Regions from separate parts of the Homo sapiens genome. Here region 1 is linked to region 2. The links are chromatin loops, found by intact Hi-C in ENCODE. Cell type or tissue: HCT116. All regions are shown on one strand. Each heading gives the region's core, and the rest is flanking DNA. Links, peaks and the distances in the headings are about the cores only. Region 1 has its middle 13 kb from the start of ELOVL6. Region 2 overlaps EGF (epidermal growth factor).

Region 1 (8,836 bases), core at 1,486-6,485, 210 kb before region 2:
AAAAAAAAAGAAAAAAGAAAAAAATATTAAGTTTTCCAATTGAGATATTCTTTCAGGTCCTACATACTGATATAACTGCTGACGTCAACTGGTGTGAGGGACCCCACAAAGACCTGACTCACCAAAGAATGCAGTTTTGATATCCTGATTATTTCATCCCTCTTATCCCAACCAATCAATGACCCCAATTCTCCAACCCTTCGCCCTCTACGATCCCCTTAAAAACTCCAGCCCAGAACTCCTCGGGGAGATACATGTGAGGATCCCCTCCCATCTCCTTGCTCGGTGACTTGTGATCATTAAATTCTATTTTTTGCTGCAACCCCTGCTGTCTCAGTGTACTGGTGTGTCCTGCACAGTGGGCATATGAACCCGTTGGTCCTATAACACAGTTACCAGAAGAGGAAAGGCAAAAACAACAAATGTCCACTTTGATATAGCAAGAAATAAGATTATAAGCTCTGCTTTTCCATTTTTTTTTTCCCTACTGATGTTGCAAACTAAATCCCTTATGTCACTAATTTGCTTATCTCCCCATATCTCTTCTTTTGCTTTGGAAAATTTTTCTTTCACTGTCATTTCAAGTCTCCTCTCAAACCCTAACATTTAATCTAAATCTCTTTACATCTAATCTCTTGCCTGTTATTTTATCTCCAGTAATCCCATTTTTTTTTCTTCCTCCACATCCTGAGTGAAACTCCAATTTTGAAAACTCAAAGTGATGAGAAAGTGGCCTCAAATACATGACAGTTTATAAATCATCAGACTTTATAACAGATATCTCTTCCAAAGCTCTTTCTCAAGATACTTAAGTAAGTATAAGAGATCTCCACATAACCTAATTGAGAAAGACTCTGGCTAGTTGACCTGGCTGAGAAGAATCTACTGCCTGAGAGCCTATCACACTCAAAGAACATGAACCAGAGATGGTCAGGCTGGGGGTGGCATGCAGTTTGTAAAGTAGCCAGTTTGTCAAAGTTCTCTTTTCCCTTTCTCATTTGCCTGCTTAGAGCCATAAAACTTTCTCAGCACCATAAGACAGAGCAAAAAATTAAAAGAAAAAAAAACGATAAAACTTTCAAGCTGGAGGAGACTTTACTGACTATATTATCCAATCTCTTCATTTCATAATAGGGAAACTGAGGCCCAGAAAGGTGAAGGGATTTGTCCAAGTGTGACAGTTAATTTTATATTTCAATTTAACTTGGCTACAGGATGCCCAGATAAGGTTAAACATTATTTCTAGCTGTATCTGTGAGGTGTTTCTGGAAGAGACTAGCATTTGAATTGGTGAACTGAGTAAAGTAGATGGCCTCCTGCCATGTAGGTGGACATCATCCAATCCATTAAGGGGCCAAGTAGAACAAAAAAGTGAAATTCACTCTCTGTCTGGATGCTTGTGTTAGAAAATTGATTTTCTCCCACCATTGGCATCCTTGGCTCTCAGGCCTTCAGACCAAGACTGAATTTGCTGAATTTACCCCGTTAGCTCTCTATTTCTTTTTTTTTTTTTTTTTTTTTTTGAGACAGAGTCTTGCTTTGTCACCCAGGATGGAGTGCTGGAGTGCAGTGGTGCAATCTTGGCTCACCGCAACCTCCGCCTCCCGAGTTCAAGCGATTCTCCTGCCTCAGCCTCCCGAGTAGCTGGGACTACAGGCGCATGTCACCACGCCTGGTTAATTCTTGAATTTTTAGTACAGACAGTTTCACTATGTTGGCCAGGCTGGTCTTGAACTCTTGACCTCAGTTAATCCATCTGCCTTGGCCTCCCAGAGTGCTGGGAGGTGTAAGTTACCACACCTGGCCAACTCTCTAGATCTTGGGCCTTCAAACTACACCACTGTCTTTCCTGGGTCTCCAGCTTGTAGATGGTAGATCATGGGGCCTCTCAGTCTCTACCATCATGTAAGCCAATACCTTACAATAAATCTCTCTCTCTCTCTCTTTTTTTTTTTTTTTTTGAGACACAGTTTCACTCTGTCGCCCAGGCTGGAGTGCAATGGCACAATCTCGGCTCACTGCAGCCCTCTGCCTCCCAAGCTCAAGCAATTCTCATGCCTCAGCCTCCCCAGTAGCTGAGATTACAGGCACATGCCACCATGCCCAGCTAATTTTTGTATTTTTAGCAGAGACGGGGTTTCACCACGTCGGCCAGGCTGGTCTTGAACTCCTGACCTCAGGTGATCCACCTGCCTCGGCCGCCCAAAGTGCTGGAATTACAGGTGTGAGCCACCACGCCTGGCATGAATCTCTTTATATATCACACTGGTTCTCTTTCTCTGGAGAACCCCAACTAATATACCAGGATTCCCCAGCAAGTTAATGGCAGGACTGGGAAAGAACTCAGGCCTTCTGACAGGAGGCCTAGTACTCTTTCCACTGCCACACTTTTCTTTTTCAAGGTATTTGTCTTCTGGGACTAGTGTGGTGGCTCACGTCTGTAATCCCAGCAATTTAGGAGGCTTAGATGGGTGGATTGCTTGACCCCAGGAGTTCGACACCAGCCTGGGCAACATGATGAAACCCAGCCTCTACAAAAAAAAAAAAAAAAAAAAAAAAAAAAAAGGCAAAAATTAGCTGGGCATGGTGGTGCATGCCTGTAGTCCCAGCTACTCAGGAGGCTGACGTGGGAGAATTGCTTGGGCCCAGAAGGTGGAGGTTGCAGTGAGCTGAGATTGCACCACCGCACTCCAGTCTGGGTGACAGAGCAGCACACTGTCTCAACAACAATAAAAAGATATTCGTCTTCTAACAGGCAGCTATAATGACTCCTTCCAAGTCTTGCTTTGTATGCATTTGAGACTAGTAAGCCTTCTTCACTCCGTCCTTCTCTTCCTTCTTTCCCTTCTTCCATTCGTTTTCTACCTTGTTATATATAAAGTATAAAATTCAACAAAATAATTAATACAAGATAGGAAGGACCGAGGTGGGAAGATAACTTGAGGTCAGGAGTTTGGGGCTGCAGTAAGCCACGATTGTGCCAGCGCACTCCAGCCTGGGTGACAGAGTGAGAACCCAACTCAAAAAATTAACTAATTAAAAAATAAGGTAACAGTATAAGAAGAAGGGCAATGAGGTTAAAAATATGTATTATATAAAGGTAAACACTTGCCACAAGGACAAGTCACAGATTTGCCTCCAAGTTCTAACAATGAAGATGTGGATCAGTTTCCTTCCTTCTTTCCTTTCTCTTTCTTTGTTTCTTTCCTTTTTCCTCTCTCTCTTTATTTTTTTCTTCTCTGTCCTTCCTTTCTTTTGACAAAATCCACTTTGTCACCAAGGCTGGAGTGCAGTGGCACAATCATGGTTCACTGCAGCCTTGACCTCCCGGGCTCAAGCAATCCTCCCACCTCAGCCTCCCACCTAAGCCTGAGTGGGACTACCGGCTTGCGCCACCACACCCAGCTAATTTTTTTTTTTTTTTTTGAGATGGTGTCTCGCTCTGTCGTCCAGGCTGGAGTGCAGTGGCGCGATCTCCGCTCACTGCAAGCTCCGCCTCCCGGGTTCATGCCGTTCTCCTGCCTCAGCCTCCTGAGTAGCTGGGACTACAGACGCCCACCACCATGCCCGGCTAATTTTTTGTATTTTTAGTAGAGACGGGGTTTCACCGTGTTAGCCAAGATGGTCTCGATCTCCTGACCTCGTGATCTGCCTGCCTCGGCCTCCCAAAGTGCTGGGATTACAGGCGTGAGCCACTGCGCCTGGCCTAATTTTTTTTTCTTTGTAGAGATGGGATCTCCCTGTGTTACCCAGGCTGACGGCATTCTTTATAATAGATCAATTACTCAAGATGACACAATTCTTCTTAATACTGAAACAAGATGGAAAGAATCTTCAGAAGTTCGATATAATAAAAAATATTTGAGGCTTTTTTTTTTCCATTTAAATTACCTGGCCTGGAACAGGCTGAAAAGATAGTCCTTAGGAGTTAATTGGTGTTCACTGTTATAAGCTCACATTACAAGGTGTTAAAATGGCCTCCTAAACCTTACACAACAGTCAACTCTCTGCTCATCTGAAGCCCCAGTCATGGTCTCTCTCTGATGCCTCTGATGGTGAAGGCTGGATCACGGTTGGAAAAGGCAGCCCACTGGGGCCCATGCCTTTCTTGAGGCCTCATCTATAGTTTGGACCCAACATATCAGAGGGATAGCAAAAGAGGGCCTGCGTATTTCTTTGTAATTCAAGTATCAAATTTTAAAAGTGGGTTCATTCATCATTAGATATTTTCCATGCATCTTTTCTTTTCTATTAACATAAATAAGGAGTAAATGCAACTTCCCAACAGTCAGTTCATTAAAACACATATACATAAGTAGAGAACAAAAGAGATCTCAGTAATTAAAATAAAAGTAGCATCTAGGTTTCCCTTCATATGCGCATTGCCCAGTTGTCCTCTAGGGGCACTAAGGTCTTAAAAGCAACAAGGGGAAATCTGCTTTCATAATCAAATAGAGTTCTTCAGGTTTTCATACGTAGTGCAAACAAATCTTTGTACTATTGAATACTTTTGCGTATCGAATGTGTATAGAGAAAGTATATTGGAATACATCAGAAATAAAGAAAGCACAAGAAAGATAGAAGCTCATGATCTAGTCCATCTCCTTTCCCAGAGAGGCCCTGAGTCCCCAGGGGCCAAGACAAAGTAATTCCCTCGACCTCAATTGCTCTGTGTCTCTCACTATCTTTATTTATTTATTTATTTATTTATTTATTTATTTATTTATTTATTTTGAGGCGGAGTTTCACTCTTGTTGCGCAGGCTAGAGTGCAATGGTGCGATCTCGGCTCACGGCAACCTCCGCCTCCCAAGTTCAAACAATTTTCCTTCCTCAGCTTCCCGAGTAGCTGGGATTACAGGCATGCCTCACCATGCCTGGCTAATTTTTTTTGTATTTTTAGTAGAGACAGGGTTTCACCATGTTGGCCAGGCTGGCCTCGAACTCCTGACCTCAGGTGATCCACCCGCCTCAACCTCCCAAAGTGCTGGGATTACAGGTGTGAGCCACCACGCCTGCTCCTGTCACTCACTATCAAAGTGAAATTCTTAACTTGGCCAGGCACGGTGGCTCATGCCTATAATCCCAACACTTCAGGAGGCCGAGGCGGGTGGATCACCTGAGGTCAGGAGTTCAAAACTAGCCTGGCCAACATGGTGAAACCCCATCTCTACTAAAAATATGAAAATTAGCTGGGCTGAGGCAAGAGAATTGCTTGAACCTGGGAGGTGGAGTTTGCAGTGAGGCAAGATCATGCCACTCCACTGCAGCCTGAGAGACAGAGTGAAACTCCATCTAAAAAAAAAAAGAGGCTAGGCATGGTGCCTCACGCCTGTAATCCCAGCACTTTGGGAGGCTGAGGCGGGCAGATCACCTGAGGTCGGGAGTTCAAGACCCTGACAAACATGGAAAAATACCATCTCTACTAAAAATACAAAATTAGCCAGGTGTGGTGGCACATGCCTGTAATCCCAGCCACTCGGGAGACTGAAGCAGGAGAATCACTTGAACCCAGGAGGCAGAGGTTGTGGTGAGCCGAGATCGCACCATTGCACTCCAGCCTGAGCAAAACTCCATCTCAGAAAAAAAAAAAAAAAAAGAAAGAAAGAAATTTTTAACTCACAAACTTCAGGTTTCTGGCAGAAACTGTTTTCAGTGTTGAAAGCACTTGCTTACAGTGTTGTGAAAACTCCAGGGTAAAACTGGACTTTTTTTTTTTTCTTTTTTTTTTTAAGACGGAGTCTCACTCTGTTGCCCAGGCTGGAGTGCAATGACATGATCTCGGCTCACTGCAACCTCTGCCTCCCGGGTTCAAGCGATTCTCCTGCCTCAGACTCCCGAGTAGCTGGAATTACAGGCGTGCACCACCACGCCCATCTAATTTTTGTATTTTTAGTAGAGACAGGGTTTCACCATGTTGGCCAGGATGGTCTCGATCTCCTGACCTCATGATCTGCCCACCTCAGCCTCCCAAAGTGCTGGGATTACAGGCGTAAGCCACTGTGCCCGGCTAAAAACTGGACTTGTAAGTGCCTATCACATTTCCTTCTTATACTTTTTAAAAATCCAATTTGGTCCTCTTAACTGTTGTACTCATGGTTCTTTTAGTTAAACTTTTGTAGGTATCTACCTTGGGATGTAAGTCTCTTTTTATGTAATTATTTGTACTCCTCTAATTTATAAAATATTTAGTATCTTTTATATGTACCTCAAATTCCTCCAAGATCAATAAGGAATGTTTGTTGATACAATACATTTTATGGGACAGGTTTATTTGTATCCCCCTAGTAATTCATCATAGGAATATGGTATTTAGGGCCGAGGTTCATATTCCTTGAGAATTTATCAACTATGGCAGGTATTAACCAACTTAATAGATGATGATTTAATTTAATCCTCACAGCAATCTTGTGAAGTTTGTACCATTATCATTCCCACTTTCTATATTTAAAAAGAAAGTAAGAAAGAAACAAAGGAAACATGTTTTAAAGAATGTAAGCAACTTGCCCAAAGTCAGAATTAGTGGATGGAATTGTAACCCAGATATATTTTTCTTCCTAGAAATTGTGATGTTCAGAGAGGTCTAAAGTGAAATAGTCAGGAAATGAATATTGATTTTTCTCTTCTGAGGCAGTTACTAGTTTCTGGATTAATTTTTTATTTGCAAAAATTAAGAACACACCAAAAAAGCCTTTCCTTTTTACAAAACACAATGGTGTCAGACTTAAATTTTTTTCTGCAATTAGGTGGACAGCAAAGTTCAGTAGGGGGAAAAAATCAGATGCGATTCCTGTATTGACAACCTCTGTAGGTAGGACCAGAATGAAAGTGCAACATGTAACTGTATTTGGAGTAGTATTTCTGACCAGGCACTGTGACTCATGCCTGTAATCCAGCATTTTGGGAGGCTGAGGCATGTGGATCCCAAGGTCAGGAGTTCGAGACAAGCCTGGCCAATATGGTGAAACCCCGTTTCTGCTTAAAAATACAAAAAAATTAGCCAGATGTGGTGGCACACGCCTGTAATCCCAGCTACTCGGGAGCCTGAGGCAGGAGAATTGCTTGAACCCGGGAGGCAGAGGTTGCAGTGAACCGAGATCGTGCCATTGCACTCCAGCCTGGGCGACAGAGTGAGATTTCATCTCAAAAAAAAAAAAAAAAAAAAAAGAGTAGTATTCCCTTTCCAGTTGTGCCCTTTGCTCAGACTTAATGTCAGCTTGCGGGCACCAAAGAAGATACATGAAGAAATTATGACTCAGATCCCTGTATCTCCCGTGGGGTAAATACAGGTCAACTAGTTAGGAAGCAAGAAAAAATAAATCCACCCATTTGAGGTTTGTTTTTCAGTTTAGAAATCTCTAGAACTGTGGAAATAGCTATGTAATCCTGGGGTGATGTGGGGGTTTGGATCAGAACTCCCAGGTGCAAGCTAAGTAGGTACCTGAGTCCTATTCTCTTAGGAAACAGGGATCAGGTATTCTTTAGATATCTGGACCAATAGATGCCCTACATACTGTAGATAACTAATAAAGCCTGGCTCTGTGTTGATTATGTTGGCCAAGGATTGCTAAATTTACATCAGGACTTCCCATACTGGTCCATGGACTTAGTGATTCTGAGTTTACTGCAACAGGTCCTTAGCTTGCCGTAGGCTGAAAGAGTAATATGCGTCATAAATATATGCACAGTTATCTTTTTTTTTTTTTTTTAGACAGTCTTGCTCTATCACTCAGGCTGGAGTGCAGTGGCATGACATGGCTCACACTGCAGCCTTGACCTCCTGGGCTCAAGAGATCCTCCCACTATAGCCTCCCAAGTCGCTGAGACTACTACTACTAATGTATGCCACTATACACAACTAATTTTTAAGATTTTGGGGTCAGGCACAGTAGCTTAGGCCTGTAATCCCAGCACTTTGGGAGGCCGAGGTGGGTGGATCACCTGAGGTCAGGAGTTCGAGAGCAGCCTGGTCAATATGGCAAAACTCAATCTCTACTAAAAACACAAAAATTAGCTGGGTGTGGTGGTATGCGCCTGTAGTCCCAGCTACTTGGGAGGCTGAGGGAGGAAGATCGCTCGAACCTAGGAGGTGGAGGTTCCAGTGAGCCAAGATTGTGCCACTGCACTCCAGCCTGGGAGACAGAGTGAGACTCCATCTCAAATAAATAAATAAATAAATACATACATACTTTTTTTTTTTTTGTAGAGACGGGATCTTGCCCGGGCTGGTCTCGAACTTCTAGGCTCAATCAATCCTCCCACCTTGGTTTCCCAAAGTAGTGGGATTACAGGTGTGAGCCACCTCGCCTGGACTCTTCTACATGTATGAAGATGCTGTTGTAATTAATAAACTACAGAAATGCCACCCATTACTGAATTCACAGTGGCTTTTTGACTATACAGGGTTATGGCATGGAAGCCAGACTTTGGAATCAGACAGATTGGGCAATCTAACCTAGCCATTTGGCAAATTAGACAGGATCCTTAAAATTTCCAAACTCCACTTTCCTCATCTATAAAATGGAGTTATTGCATGGAGTTGTTATAAGGATGAAATGAGACAATGCATGTAAGGTCTTAACAGCAGATGCTCAATAAATGAGATCTATTATTACTTCTATCAACATGTACTTTTCTAAATCAACTGATAGTCTCATATAGGAGTCTATCTGGATCTTTTTCTCATCCATCTATTGGGATGGTGCAAATTTCTTCCCTATTTGCAGATGTTTCCCTCTCAATAAGACATCAATATTCTATCATGTGTGTTGAAAATATCTTATTCTCTAGTACAAATTTGCAGCTTCTAATAAGCCTACGTTGTAGGTTTTGTTTCC
Region 2 (8,836 bases), core at 2,086-7,085:
CAAGACAGCAATGAGCCATGACCAAGCCACTGTACTTTAGCCTGAGTGACAGAGTAGGACCTTGACTTAAAATAATTTTTTAAAAATTAAAATAGTCTTGGTTGGCATCTTAAAATTTTTTTAAAAAAATTACAATAGTCTTGGTTGAGGTGATTTAAAGAACCTGACACATTGCTCTTTAGCTTTTACTGTGTACTTCTGTCTCCCCATCTGGACCACAAATGACTTGAGAGTAGATAGAGCTCAGGTTTTTTGTTTTTTGTTTTTGAGATGGAGTCTCTATCTTTGTTTTGAGATGGAGTCTCACTGGAGTGCAGTGTTGAGATCTCAGCTCACTGCAACCTCCATCTCCCAGGCTCAAGGGATCCTCCTACCTCAGCCTCCTGAGTAGCTGGGACTACAGGTGTGCACCAGCATGCCAGGCTAATTTTTGTACTTTTTGGTAGAGACAGCGTTCCACCATAGAGACAGGCTGGTCTCATTTGGTAGAGACAGGCTGGTCTCAAACTCCTGACCTCAAATGATCTGCCCACCTTGGCCTCCCAAAGTGCTCGGATTACAGGTGTGAGCCACTGTGCCTGGTCTGAATTCAGATTTTAGGTGTATTTCTTTTCTTTTCCCCTGGCATAGTCAGCTGCCCCTAGCATGTACTCTGCACTTAACCTGTGTCAACTGATGTCAGCTGAGCTCAGTGAAGATGGTTTTATGGAACTACACTAGTATTGTGTTGTAATGAGTTTTCCAGGAGCAGAGAAGAGACTGGCTCAGAGCCAAACTTGATCTTTTATTTCATTCCTCACTCAATCTCCCCCCACCCCAATCTCTATGCGCATTTTCACCCCAGGCATTTATGAGACAGCTGGACATGATTGGGGATGTGATCACTCATGCTGGGAGATAGTTATATGAGTGGCCCACAGAGAATGGGTCAAATTGTTTGCAGTACAGTGCGGGGGGAAAAAAACAACAGCAAAAGAGACATTCTAATATATTCCTGAGTACTCAGCTAACTGTAATGAGTCCTTAGTTCTTTTCTAAGTTTAACCAAATTCCTGTAAAATCGTTGTGCTATTAGCTTGCAAAATTACATTATATGTGCCTCTATAGTGGGTTACCATTGTAAGAATTATGCACTTTTAGCTGCTCAAGGAAAAGTAGTAACTACAAATATTCCATTACTTTTTAATAGTGCTACCAATAACAATAAGCACTGAAGCAAATTTTTGAAAATGCTGAATTTTTTCATTATCAGGGGAAAGTAATGATCCATATAAAATACTATACTATTTATTGTAGTTTTCATATTCAATTTTTAAGTGTACCTTAAATATCCAGGCCTTCTTCAAATTAGGTAATAAAGTTGTACTGAATTCAGTATTTGGGGTTTCATGGCAACATAGGTATGAGAAGGGAATTTAGAGTGAGTTTTCCAAAACAAGAAGCCTATGTTCTTTCCAGAAAGAAATCTGAGGAGGAGGTTATGATAATAAGCACATTGAAGAAGGAAAAATATAGAAAATTCAATTGGAGTTGATATTTCATTAGCTCCTTTCATTAGCAGAGGAGCTGTTTTTGTTGGCTAAAAGTTTCTCTAAACCTTTCCAAAGGCTCACGACACAAAGGCCTGTGAAACAATGTCCTCTGGCCTGTGAAACAAAACTCAACCTGAGACCCAAAACCAAAAGGCTGATCATAATACAACTCTTAAGGGTATCTGAGTTCATTTCTATCTGAAGTAGACTGAGTTCCTGAGAACCTGGGTTGATTTTATGGTCTCTCCACAAGTGGCTTGGCTGGACTTCACAGACAGCCAGGCGTCTGGCTAAGGTCATGCCCCTGATAAGACCTGAATACTCTGAAATCCCCAGGACAATCCTCAGATCAACTTAAATTTACAGAAACACTTCCCACTAGATGGGCTGAACATGGAACATGTTTTCTTGGAGCCATTTACAACTTAACTGGGACTATACCTACAGCTACCAGTATAGATCCTGGACCTTAAGAATGACCCCAAAACTCAATTCAAATCAAGGAGTCATCCATTGTGTTCTTGCTCAAAGTGCAAGAACACGGGCTGCCCTGTGACTAGAGTTTTGAGTGAACGTGGTAACCTCATATAAGATAGAACTCCAGTGCAAATCAGGTCCATGGCATTTCAATACAGCCCAGCTATTCACATAGCTTATACAATTTAGTTATTTTGTTTGTGTGTGTGTGTGTGGTTAAATGAGACTTTTCATTGAAAAACAGTCAGGATCTAAGTAAAAATAACCATTCACCAGGAGCCAGGGATAAAAACTGACCATCTGCTGCCTGGCCATCCTCACCAGCCACTGGTTGACCCCCATTCTTGAGGTCTTGGTGTTCTTTTATAACCACAAACTGCAGACAACAAAAAGGAGGGAGAGAGGATATTGTTAAAATTCACAAATTATCTCAACGTACATTGAATCAAAGTCTATGGCTTTACGATGTTCATCCTATGGAAAGTGAAAGTCAGAAGAAAGGCCCTGTGAAGTTAGTCTTTCTATCTAAAGAGAGATTCAACATTCAGTGAGGAGCCTTGTGTTACTTTGTCTTAAAGCAACTAGGCACACCAATATGTTAACTGAAGAATCTATTCTAATTATGGAATCTCAGCTTTTAGGTCACGGATCCCTGGAGCCACTGATTTACCATAAGCAATCCAAGAATCCATAAGTATTCTAAGAACTGCCCATAGGCCAGGCAAATAATATCTAATATATGTGTGTGCTACAACTTTTCATACACACACACGCACACACACATTAATAACACTCATTTAAACATGCTACCAAGTTCTGAGTAATTTGGGGCCATTAAAGGTAGTAATAATTACCAGTGCAATGACAATTTTGCAAGCTGGTTGAACAGCCTAGGGACCTAGAATTTTAATAGGAAGGAACAGAAAACAACATTTCTCTTCAGTCAACAAAATGATTACTTTTGTCATTATTTGTATTATCAAAAATTGATTGGGCACTTGCAATGCAGGCTGACCAGAGTTCACTGGCTCACATTCACTCTAGATAGATTAGATATTAAAACAGATCCATGCTACAAGGAAAGAAAAGAAGTGACCCCATACAACAGGACAAAGGACATCATTTGGTGAAGTCCTTCCTTGTCAATCAGTAACTAGTGCAAGGACTGCCCCAAGGTTTTGGCCGATCACGCTTCATTGGTTCAGAAATGGGCGCTCCACAGAAAGGAGCACACAACTCAGAAACAACAGAAAGAGGAGTAGAAAACAATCTCTTTGCCCATATTTTCCTTTGAGAAAGGTGTAGAAAGGGATGATGACTGGGGTCAATTAGGCAGAAGGCAGGGAAATGTTGGTAAGGGAAGTGTGAATCCACAGAACATGTATTTTCATTTTCTTATAATACAAATCATGCTTCATCTCCTCCTCATTGATGATCTCCTGCAGCAACACACTGCAAAATCAACACGCAACCCACTGTTTAAAGACACATGCCCATTATTTCTGTCTCAAGTCAAAATCCAACCCTCTGCACTGCAAATTTTCTAACCTCGTGCCTCTCTGTCAGAAGAACATAGGTCCCGAAATTCTGGGCTGAGGTGGGGAAAGGAGCTGATAGAACTACATTTGTTTCTGCTCTTTCTTCTAGTTTGAGCGTTCAGCTCTCTCCCACTCCCACTGATATCTACAGCAGCAGTTGCTGTCAACGACAGTTATGACGGCTGTGGGGGACTGAGCTCAGCAGCCCCAGGCCTCCCAACATAGCTCTGAGCCAACAAGTTGCTCATGACAGCAGCAAATGCTTTTGATTTTTTAATAGTCATACACAGATTGTGTTTCTCCTTCATTCCCATGATGATGAATTAATGAGATGAATTAAACCTGCTACTCAAAACCTGAATGAAATACCATGTAGACTGACAAGTGACATCTGGGTAATTTAGAAGTTCGCAAAGTCATGAGGCCTCAAAGAACCAACACATTCTAGAGCTTAGTCCTAGAATCACACACTTGTGGAATTGATAAAGACTGATAAAGACTGAAGGGATCTTAGAGATCATCTAATCCAAACCCCTTGTACTGAGTGGGGAGCAGAAGTCTGCATAGGTTAAAGGAATTGCTCAAGATTAGATAGCCAACTGGTGGGAGAGTAAGGCTAGAACTCATGTTCTTTCTCATGCTTTAGAGAAAAGGTCTCAGTCTGTCACTCAGGCTGGAGTGCAGTGGTGCTATCATAGCTCACTGCAACCTTGAACTCTTGGGTTCAAGTGACCCTCCTGCTTCAGTCTCTTGAGTACCTGAAACTGCAAGTGTGTACCACCACACCCAGCAAAGTTTTTTTTTTTAATCTTTTTAAAGAAATATGATCTTGCTATATTGTCCGGGCTGGTCCCAAGCTCCTGGCCTCAAGCAATCCTGCCTTGGCCTCCCAAAGCATGGGGATTACAGGCATGAGCAAACTTGCCCAGCCTCTATTTTTTTCCCCCATACTTGAGTCCAACCAAAAAATAAATAAATAAATAAGGAAACACTGAATGCCTATTACAGGTAGGAAAAGATGATCACCTGGTAGTCAAAAGCACAGTTACAGGAAAGCTACTTTCTGGGAATTCACTGTGAGATGGGAGCTGGGGAGTAGGGGTAATAATGTGGGAAGGACCCCAAACATTGCCTTTGCTCCTCCATAACCTCTCTGTAATAGCTCTTCCCTAAGGATTCAATCCTCCATGGACCTGCCATGTATTCCAGTCTCTTCCACAATATATACCACAAATAATGCCAACAGCACACACTGAATCAGTCCTTAACTCTGACAGGTTTCTAGAAATGGAAATTCCCTTAACTGATTCAAGAATGTGTAGCCTGTTTCAAGACTGCCCTCTAGTGTTCCAAGATCAATTACTGAAGTGGATGATTTATGAAACATCTTGAATTTCCCAAACCTCTGTGCTTTTCGGAAAATATCTAGGATTGTCAGATAAAATAAAGAACCCAGTTAAATTTAATTTTGAATTTAAATTTGAACTTTCAGTATAAGTATGAATTTAACTAGGCATCCTATATTTTTATTTGTTAAATCTGGCAACTATTTTGCTACTGAAATTTGGGGAGTTGAAATGTGTGTGAGAAAAGAAATATTAAGAAAATAAAAGAAATATTAAGAAATATTAAGAAAATTAAGAAAATTGAGTGCAGTGGCTCATGCCTGCAATTCCAGCACTTTGAGAGGCCCGGGCAGGTGGATTGCTTGAGCCCAAGAGTTTGAGACCAGCCTGGGAAACATGGTGAAACTCTGTCTCTACAAAAAATACAAAAATTAGCTGGGCGTGGCGGTGTGTGCCGGTAGTCCCAGCTATTTGGGAGGCTGAGCTGGGAGGATTGTTTGAGCCCAGGAGTTCGAGGCTGCAGTGAGCAGTGAGTGGTTGGATTACTGCACTCCAGCCTGGGCAACAGAGCAAGATCCTGTCCAAAAAAAAAAAAAAAAAAAAAAAAGACAGAGAAAAAGAAAAAGAAAAGAAAGAAAGAAAGAAAATAAATTAGAAGCACAATCTTGGGTTTTTAAGACATGTATCTGGAATGTATTAACTAAAAATATGGAAAGCCTTCACATAACACATACAAATCTAAGTTATAGAAAGAATCTACATGAAAGAAAAAAATTCCAAAAATTTATTGTGCCATTAAATTATGGCATTATTATAACTCATCTGATTCCTTTAGTTAACAACACAGTTCCCCCACCCTCCCACCCAGGACCTCCCTAGCTGATGTGGTCTTGGCTAACACTGACACCAGCTGGAAGCTATAACTGATTCCAGTCATTCTGAACTCAGTGAAAAAATAGAAAAAATGAATAGGGGTTAATATCAAGCCAATTCCTTGCTTCATCTGCTTTGGTCACATTACCCAAGGTTGAGGGCAAGAGGACATCCCATCCTCAGTGTCAGCAGGCCTGCGACTCCTCACATCTCTGCTCGACTCCTCATAAGGATTCTTTGGGTTTTTCGATAGCAGCTTCTGAGTCCTGTGATAAAGCCAAAATTTGAGACAATCTCACAACAAAACAAAATACTCAGCCCACTCAGTGATGATCAGGGACAACTAACTGCTTTTGCTACTAAAATTTAAGTACTTGTGTGGGAGAGAAGAAATATGAAGATAACTAGGAACATAACTTTAGATGTTTAAGGCAGTCTTTTCTGCAGAACTCAAAATGCTTTCCAGACAGTGTTTCACTCTTTCCAAGGTTCTGTGAGGTAGAGGGTGTGTGTGTGTTTGTGTGTGTGTGTGTGTGTGTGTGTGTGTGTGTGTGTATGTATGCCCATGTATGTTGGGGGGAATAGCCTTGCATTCATTCATTCACAGGTATCTATTGAGTACTAACTATACCCCAGGCACTGTCCTAGTACTGATGATATAGCAATGAAAAAACAACTAATTTTGCAGGGAGGAGTGGGGCAGTCTGTGGAAAAAATATCTCAGCAACTGTGTGAGGCAGACTATGTTAGCTCCATTTACAAGTGAAGCCATTGGGGCTTGGAAATGGCAGTGACTCACCTAAGGCACACAGCTACCAAGGGTAGTGTAAGAAGTCGGTCATGATGACACAAAGCCTAGGCTGCTCTTACTGGCCCACTGCAATCTCTCACTCATAAAGAAATTAGAGGCAAAGACAGAAGGAGTGGATGACCCAAGATAAGAAAATCTCATAGTGGCTAAGCCAGGAAATACACTAGGTATCTTGCTTCCAAATCCAGTTTTTTAGAGTACTGTCTTGTTTGACATTCAACGCTAAGTCTATACACGGCGTCATTCACTAGGGGTGGGGGTGGGGAGATTTAGCATGGAGATGGATCCCCATCCTCAAAGCAGTAGCCCCTAGAGCAGTGCATCTGTGAGACTCCACAATAACGCCACTGTCCTGGGGCAGATAGGCAGCTTAATTGCCTCTAGGAATGCAACCCTCTGTCAAAAGCCCTACCTGGACGTTCCAGGAAGAGTGATAAGGATAGGAGGGGCTGCTGTGAATCTGGCATCACAGACAGTACCAAGAGATGGTGTGGGTTATTATGTGTTTTAATCAAAGGCTTCAAGGAAAAAAATTGAAACAAGTGGCTAATATAAACAATTCCAAAGTTGCAAAGGTACAACGTTATAATTTGTACCAGTCAGAATGGCTATTAATAAAAAGTCAAGAAAAAAAAGATGCTCATGAAATTTTGGAGAAAAGGAAACACTTATACACTGTTGGAGAGAGAGGAAATTATTTCAATCATTATGGAAAGCGGTACGGTGATGCTTCAAAGAGTTAACTGCAGAACTACCATTTGACCCAGCAATTCCATTACTGGGTATATACCCAGAGGAATATAAATCATTCTACCATAAAGACACATGGATGTCAATGATCACAGCAGCACTGTTCGCAATGGCAAAGACACGGAATCAACCTAAATGCCCATCAATGACAGACTGGATAAAGAAAATATGGCACATACACACCATGGAATACTATGCAACCATAAAAAGGAATGAGATCATGTCTTTTGTAGGAACATGGATGGAGCTGGAGGCTATTATTCTTAGCAAACTAACACAGGAACAGAAAACCAAATATCACATATTCTAACTTCTAAGTGGGAGCTAAATGATGGGAACTCAGGAACACAAAGAAAGGAACAACAGACACTGGGGGCTACCTGAGGGTGGAGGGTGGGAGGAGGAACAGGAGCAGAAAACATAACCGTTGGGTACTGGGCTTAATACCTGGGTGATGAAATAATCTGTACAACAAACCCCAGTGACACAAGTTTACCTGTGTAACAAACCTTTACATATACCCCTGAACCTAAAATAAAAGTTAAAAAAAAACCCACAAAAAAACAAAGTTATACTTTGTGATGAAATACTTCCTGTTGATTTTCTTACAAGGGAGTCCTTCCAAGAAATCACATGTTTTAAACTAATAAGATTAGAATACTTGAAAAATTTATTTAGTTTCACAAACATTAGTCTTTTTTGTTTTGTTTTGTTTTTGAGACAGAATCTCGCTTTGTCACCCAGGCTGGAGAGCAGTGGTGCAATCACGGCTTACTGTAATCACTGCCTCCCTGGCTCAAGCGATCCTCCCACCTTAGCCTCCCAAGTAGGTGGTACTATAGCTGTGTGCCACCATGCCTGGGTAATTTTTTGTAATTTTAGTAGAGGCAGGGTTTTGCCATGGTGCCCAGGTTGGTTTGAACTCCTGGGCTCAAGCAATCTGCCTGTCTTGGCCTCCCAAAATGCTGGGATTATAGACACGAGCCACCACACCCAGCACACAAACAATTAATCCTTTGAGAGACACAGAAGACAAACGGTATCAAACAAGCTAGACAAGACAGGCAAGGAATGGTATAAGGGAGGAAATAACTGATTTTAACCCTTTAAAGAAAAACAGTTAGCATGTCTAACTTAAAAACTCAATGTTAGAGCTGTATTTGTTGGTACAGTTGAGTATGACATGGCAACATTTAGACTAGCAGTTTTAATTTGATCTTGTCAGAATTGATCTATAGTGCAAACGTAGTTATGCACATAGCTGAAACTTTGCGGAGAGGTAAGCAGGTACACTGATCAGAATTGTTAGGTAAATAACCATAGATTCACTCAGGAAGAATTGTACAACTCTGGATGCATTTCAGTGAAGAGAAAAAGAAAGGGTTCTGATGAGCTTTCTTTTTGAAGGAATAGTCCTTTCACTTCTGATTTTTGGAGTATGAGAGTCTGAGGTTGAAGATACTCTTATATGTATGTAAAGTCTATAGTCATCTTTCAGCTGAGCTGGTC

Evidence for each region. A loop is a pair of places that touch in the nucleus more often than their neighbours do. Peaks named below come from ENCODE experiments on the same cell type or tissue, not always from the same donor. Only the 100,000 strongest peaks of a DNase experiment are listed, where the experiment ranks them.
Region 1: it touches region 2 in a loop (7-fold over the local background); 25 of 110 quality-filtered maps call a loop at or near these places.

Annotation. Positions count from the first base shown.
Region 1 is chr4:110,207,030-110,215,865 of GRCh38, reverse strand. No RefSeq gene overlaps it. Among named protein-coding and RNA genes, the nearest start is that of ELOVL6, 13 kb to the right of the region's middle. RefSeq lists a silencer at 4,299-4,593. In HCT116, for the core only: a CTCF peak has its summit at 4,393; a DNase peak (open chromatin) is centred at 4,415.
Region 2 is chr4:110,001,701-110,010,536 of GRCh38, reverse strand. EGF (epidermal growth factor) reads right to left here. Exons shown (of 24, transcript NM_001963.6): 22 at 5,915-6,032; 23 at 2,307-2,385. Among named protein-coding and RNA genes, the nearest start is that of EGF, 93 kb to the right of the region's middle. In HCT116, for the core only: a CTCF peak has its summit at 4,891 (motif pointing left); a DNase peak (open chromatin) is centred at 4,866.